Linked DNA regions of Homo sapiens: region 1 is linked to region 2. The links are chromatin contacts, found by Hi-C or POLR2A ChIA-PET in ENCODE. All regions are on one chromosome and are shown on one strand. The core of a region is the stretch at or near the end of the contact, and the rest is flanking DNA. Distances in the headings are between cores, read along the strand shown. Region 1 overlaps RERE (arginine-glutamic acid dipeptide repeats). Region 2 overlaps RERE (arginine-glutamic acid dipeptide repeats).

Region 1 (2,986 bases), core at 51-2,550, 98 kb after region 2:
AGATCAGTTTTTAAGTTTTCAATACATTGGGAGATTTCCTGACTTTTAAAGGAGAAAAGAGAAATGTAGGAATTTTCAACAAAATCCCTTTTAGTTTATTATGACCTGTTCCCCTCAACTTGTTTGTTCTCATTATTTAACTGTCCTTGTTAGCAATGAGGATAAAGACAGATGAATGTTTGCTAGAAATATTTAGTGTTCTGTGTTTAGTGAGGCTTTCTTTGTAGCACTACTTGGGAATCTATAGACATTTCAATACATGGAATGTAATTATTATGTTTAAAAAAGAGGGGAACAAAGATATATGTTATCTGGGATCTTTTCCCACCAAGTTTAGAATCCTTAAGATGATGCAGCTGATTTTGATAACAGTTGATAAACAGAGTAAGGGTAAGGACTGGGAAGGCTTCATTTATGGAGGTGCACTTTTCCCAATTTTTGTTTCCTTTTCCATGTATGTATGTGTGTATATATGTACGTATGTATGTATGACTGAGTGACAGGGTCTCACTCTGTCACCTAGATTGGAGTACAGTGGCTGGATCATAGCTCACTGCAGCTTTGAACTCCAGGGCTCCAGTGATGCTGTCACCTGAGCTTCCTGAGCAGCAGTCCTTTTCCCTTTTAAATTCTCCAGTGTTACAGTCAATATGAGTACCCCTCACAGCAAAAGATTCTGGCAGGAAACTAAAGTAGGTTACCTGGCAATCGAGTTATTTCCTAAAGAAGTATTAGAATACAGCATTTGTTTTGTTCATATTGATAGAGCGTAGCAACTTTCTTGCTAGGATCTCTCTCTTCTTTTTTTTTTAAACCATGTCTCTGTTTAGTTTGTTTGTTCCTCATATAATTTTTGAGTGTTTACTATGAAGAACAGTGCATTGTTTATAGAGTTGAGGAATGGTGATGGGTTTGGCTGTTTTATGGTTTGGGAGACTAGAACTGGGAGGGTTTGTTGGAGGACATGCAGTATGCCAGAGACTCTGGATTGGAATTTGGGTACCGGGATTTCAGCGTTGTTTCCAGCATGCACACACACATAACATATACACTCTTTGTGTGTCTTGGAAAATGGAGGACATCTGTTTTAACTGTAGAGAGATACTTGTGGATTTTTTATTCTGCAATATTAGACCAACATACTGTACCTCATTGACTGTTACCTCCAAGCATTGAGGGTGGAGGAGTCATGTAGAGGAGAAACAGAAAGCAGAAGAGCGGTGCAGTCCTGAGAGTCAACTTCCCATTTCACCGCTGTGCCACCCAGCTTGGTCTCTGAGAAATCTCTTTGTGAGAAAGTCTTTGTTCATGCGTGCTTTTTACAATGGGGTTTTCTATTGGAAATTATATCAGAGTGGCACTGCCATGCTTTGCAAAGGGATGAGAAGGTATTTCAAAGATTAATAGGCGGAGACACATTGATGGAAAGGAAAATTCTTTATGAGGTGGAGCAGTGGCTGAGCATTGCCTATATATGTTGTGACCACAGTTTTAGTACTGGCGTGTGTGGCACTGCTTGCTAAATTAGTGGGTGAGGTAAGTGTCCACTCTGCTCTGTAGGAGGCTGTCAGAAAAGATGCTGACAGGTTCTTTGTGTTTCATAATGACACACTGCCTAATGCTTCAGACTGAGATTTTTACCCTTGAGGGGACTGTGCTTTTGCTATATTTACATAAACCTGCTGATTTGCTGAGGGTTGAAAAAGCAGAGAGGGCCTTCTTTGCCTTGAGAATCTGCCTTCACGTTTTGGCTGACTTCCTTCCCCAGCTTAGCAAATGCTCTGTTGTTTACAGATGGCACAATAGATCTTTGGACATGAAGCTATGCTGAGGTTGTGAGAAACAGCCAGAAATACCTCTGTTCAGTATCATTGCCCAAATTACGGATTTTGTTGCTCCCTGTTCACAAGGATTTGAGGTCACTTAATCCTGTGATCCATTCCCAGACAGAGGTTAGGTGTTAAGAGAGTAGGTCTCAACCTAGACCCATGGTTTCATTTCTAGACATCCCTAGTAAAGACACATTAGTTATCATGTGTTGTTTGGACTAATTGATATTGATGGTAATAGCCTCACTCATTTTTCTGGCCCATTACAGGCATGCTGATTTGAAGATTTAAAAAATATATATACTTGCCCTGCCAAAACCGTTTGCTCAATTCTGGTAAATACGTGTTTTTACATGGGTGATTCTGAAGATGTGCATTATGCATTTGGTGGATCACATCAGCTTTGTGCAGTTCTTTCAGAACTGCTAGCTTTCTAATAAAAAAAGAAGTATATGCAGTGCTTGGGGGCCGTGGGAGATTTTCAGATTGAGAATCATTGATCCTACTGACTAAAACCAATTTTATAACCAGCTTCAGACATCCCATGCACTCATAAATTGCATGAAAATCTTGCCAAATCATTTTGGCTTTAAAAGATTACTGGGCATATATTCCAACTGAGATTTTAACATTGCTCTTGACTACGTTCTTATCTTTCCCTTTTCAAATAAAGCACTTTATTTTTGTGCTATAAACATTTATATAAATTATTTTCTTAAATAGCTGCTTGATTAATGAGCCAAGGGGAAATGCTTTTTATATGAGAATTTGGCTTTAATTGAACCTTGTTTTGAATATTTTTAAGAGTAATATAAAGTAGAATTTTTTTCTGTGAGACTTGAATTCTAAATTGTGTTTATTTTTTGTTGGGTCATCCTAATATTTGTCAGAGGGTTATAAAGAAAAGTTTGACTGTACAATAGTTCGTCATGCTTTGATTTTAAAAATGAATTAGACAAATCAGGTCAAAGCAGTGTATTTTTTTCCCCATTCCTATGGCAAGTTTTACATAGTGTGAAACATTTTTAGTTCTTATTACTCCAGTCTTAGCCATTCTGTGTTTCATGACTATGTATGTAAAGTTTTTTTTTTTAACAGCCACCCTCCAGTGGCTTACAAAACTGTAAGTTTTGTCACTTAATTTTGCAGTGAGCTTC
Region 2 (2,849 bases), core at 38-2,537:
TGAGGCAGGAGAATCACTTGAAACCAGGGAGGCAGAGGTTGTGGTGAGCTGAGATTGTGCCACTGCACTCCAGCCTGGGCAACAGAGCGAGACTCCATCTCAATAAAAAAAAAAAAAAAAAAAAATCGGTGTAGCTGACTTCTAATAAAACTTGATTGATTGATTGATTGATTGAGATGGAGTCTCACTCTTGTTGCCCAGGCTGGAGTGCAATGGTGTGGCACGATCTCAGCTCACCGCAGCTTCCACCTCCCGGGTTCAAACGATTCTCTGCCTCAGCCTCCTGAGTAGCTAGGATTACAGGCTTGCGCCACCATGCCCAGCTAATTTTGTATTTTTAGTAGAGACAGGGTTTCTCCATGTTGGTCAGGCTGGTCTTGAACTCCCGACCTCGGATGATCACCTGCCTCGGCCTCCCAAAGTGCTGGGATTACAGGCATGAGCCACTGCGCCTGGCTATAAAAGTTTATTTTCAAAAACAGGTGCAGTCTCTTGGCCCTAGTTGCTAGCTGCTGTTTCAGAGCCTGTGGAAATCTTACCTTCACTTTATGCCCCAAAGGATGCCATCGTTTTTATCTACTGGATGGGATCCCCAAGATTACTTAGATTGTTTTCAGAAGTAATAACAGATATCTGGGTATGGAGCATAGCATCTTAGTTTTAGTTTCTTTTTTGAGGGATGCTTTTTGGTGTTATGGTATACCACAGGTGCCTAGAGAAAATTCCGTTTTAGGTGCTGTCCTTTGAGGAAATACTGCTGATCTCAAATAACTGTGGGTAATTGAAATATCATACCTTTTAATGGTGACTACTAATCCCCTAAAAAGAATATAGACTTTTTCGCTCTAAACATGGTTTCAATAGGGTTTTTTTTTTTTTGATGGTCTCTTATGACTCTAGATTGAAACAAACAAGAAAATAACCCTACTTCTATAGTTACTATAACAGCTGAGGCAAGCTATACTACCAGTGGTGCATGGTAAAGCCTGCCTTTTAATAAGTTCTTAAATATAAAGAATGATAGAAAGTTTCAAGTTATGGTGTGTTATAGGTGCCTATGGAGTTATTAGGTTAGAGGAATGATTTTAATTTACTTGGATTCCTTAGCACATTGCTTATTGCATGCGTGCTCAGTAAAAGTGGATACTGGTGTTTGTGCTTTGCAGCTACCGCAGGTCTTGGTTGTCATGGCTTCTCATTAGTGCATTAAGATCCCTTTAGAGCTCTGGTTGCCTGGCAAGAGAAAAGGCAGGAACTGCCAGGAGCTGAAAGGACAGATGCTTAGCTGCAGAAGTAGCCTCTGGGGAGCGTTGGCTGCGTTGGCTGAGGTTCGTGTGCATGTGGTCAAATGTGTGAACTTGGGTTTTGCTAGACAAAACTCTGGGCTACATGGATTAATTAATATATGCTACAAGTGGTCTTTGTTTTAGAAGTCTTTGCAGTTTGAGCTATTTAAAACTTTTTTTAAATAAGCAAATTAGAAGATTCTGTTTGGGGTGCATTCCTGTCCTTTGGGGAAGTACTGCTGACCTTTAAGAATAGTGGGTAATTGGCCGGGCTCAGTGGCTCACACCTGTAATCCCAGCACTTTGAGAGGCCGAGGCTGGCGGATCACGAGGTTAAGAGATCAAGACCATCCTGGCCAACATGGTGAAACACCGTCTCTACCAAAAATACAAAAATCAGCTGGACGTGGTGGCGCGTGCCTGTAGTCCCAGTTACTTGGGAGGCGGAGGCAGGAGAATCGCTTGAACCCGGGAGGCAGAGGTTGCAGTAAGCTGAGATTGTGCCACTGCACAACAGCCTGGCGACAGAGCGAGACGCTGTCCAAAACAAACAAACAACAAAAAAATAAAAAACAGTGGGTAATTGAAATATTGTATGTTTTAATAATGACTACTAGCCAGATGCGGTGGCTCACATCTGTAATCCCAGCCCTTTAAGAGGCTGAGGCGGGCGGATCACCTGAGGTCGGCAGTTCAAGACCAGCCTGACCAACATGGAGAAATTCTGTCTCTATGAAAAATACAAAATTAGCTGCGCATGGTGGCGCATGCCTGTAATCCCAGCTACTCACGAGGCTGAGGCAGGAGAATCGCTTGAACCCTGGAGGCGGAGGTTGTAGTGAGCCGAGATCGCGCCACTGCACTCCAGCCTGGGCTACAGAGCGAGACTCCTTTCCCCCCACCCCGCGCCCTCCAAAAAAAAGACTACTAATCCACTGAAAAAAGGTCAGTTGGCTGGGCCCAGTGGCTCATGCTGTAATCCCAGCACTTTGGGAGCCAAAGGCGGGTGGATCACCTGAGGTCAGGAGTTTGAGACCAGCCTGGCCAACATGGTGAAAACCCGTCTCTACTAAGAGTACAAAAATGAGCTGGGTGTGGTGGTGCATGGCTGTGATCCCAGCTACTCTGGAGGCTGAGGTAGGGGAATTGCTTGAACTCAGGAGGTGGAGGTTGCAGTGAGCTGAGGTCGTGCCACTGCACTCCAGCCTAGGCAATAGAGGGAGACTTCTTCTCAATAAATAAATAAATAAACGTCAGTTTACAATATTAGAATACTGAAAGCTTGAGTAATTAGAAGAGTCTTATGATTAGAATTAATTATTTCAGGCTAAAAAATATTAGAAGGAGACTCTAGAGGGCAGTATAAGTCAACATGTTCATGCTTCTCCTGGCAATGGAAAGTTAAATTTTGCTTTGGAAAAATATACCAGGTGTTCTGAACTCTTTCCCCACCACACGGTGTCCCGGTTTGGTAGAAATGTGAGTTTTGGAAAGAAGTGCTCTGATTTGGCTTACAAAGATTAGCTAATGTATCAGAATTATATGGCCCTAGGGAATATCTCT

Evidence for each region. Hi-C counts contacts between places; a loop is a spot of excess contacts on that map. ChIA-PET counts read pairs that join two places held with the same protein, here RNA polymerase II (POLR2A). Pooled maps may share reads with other maps.
Region 1: a loop to region 2 is called in a map of PC-9, with 2.2 times the contacts of the local background. The contact joins two enhancer-like sites. A Hi-C loop is called at or near these places in 1 of 168 maps with a recorded cell type or tissue (PC-9) and 3 of 50 pooled maps. POLR2A ChIA-PET finds 5 or more read pairs at or near these places in 6 of 52 experiments (AG04450, HEK293, T-cell and 3 more).

Annotation. Positions count from the first base shown.
Region 1 is chr1:8,628,230-8,631,215 of GRCh38, reverse strand. The region is part of intron 2 of RERE (arginine-glutamic acid dipeptide repeats); the gene reads left to right. Among named protein-coding and RNA genes, the nearest start is that of SNORD128, 130 kb to the right of the region's middle. RefSeq lists an enhancer at 1,277-1,396. Within about 2 kb of position 1,300, at least 7 of the 41 ENCODE cell types and tissues checked have a DNase peak (open chromatin) inside an H3K27ac peak, as active enhancers do.
Region 2 is chr1:8,726,494-8,729,342 of GRCh38, reverse strand. The region is part of intron 1 of RERE (arginine-glutamic acid dipeptide repeats); the gene reads left to right. Among named protein-coding and RNA genes, the nearest start is that of RERE, 90 kb to the left of the region's middle. Within about 2 kb of position 1,287, at least 2 of the 41 ENCODE cell types and tissues checked have a DNase peak (open chromatin) inside an H3K27ac peak, as active enhancers do.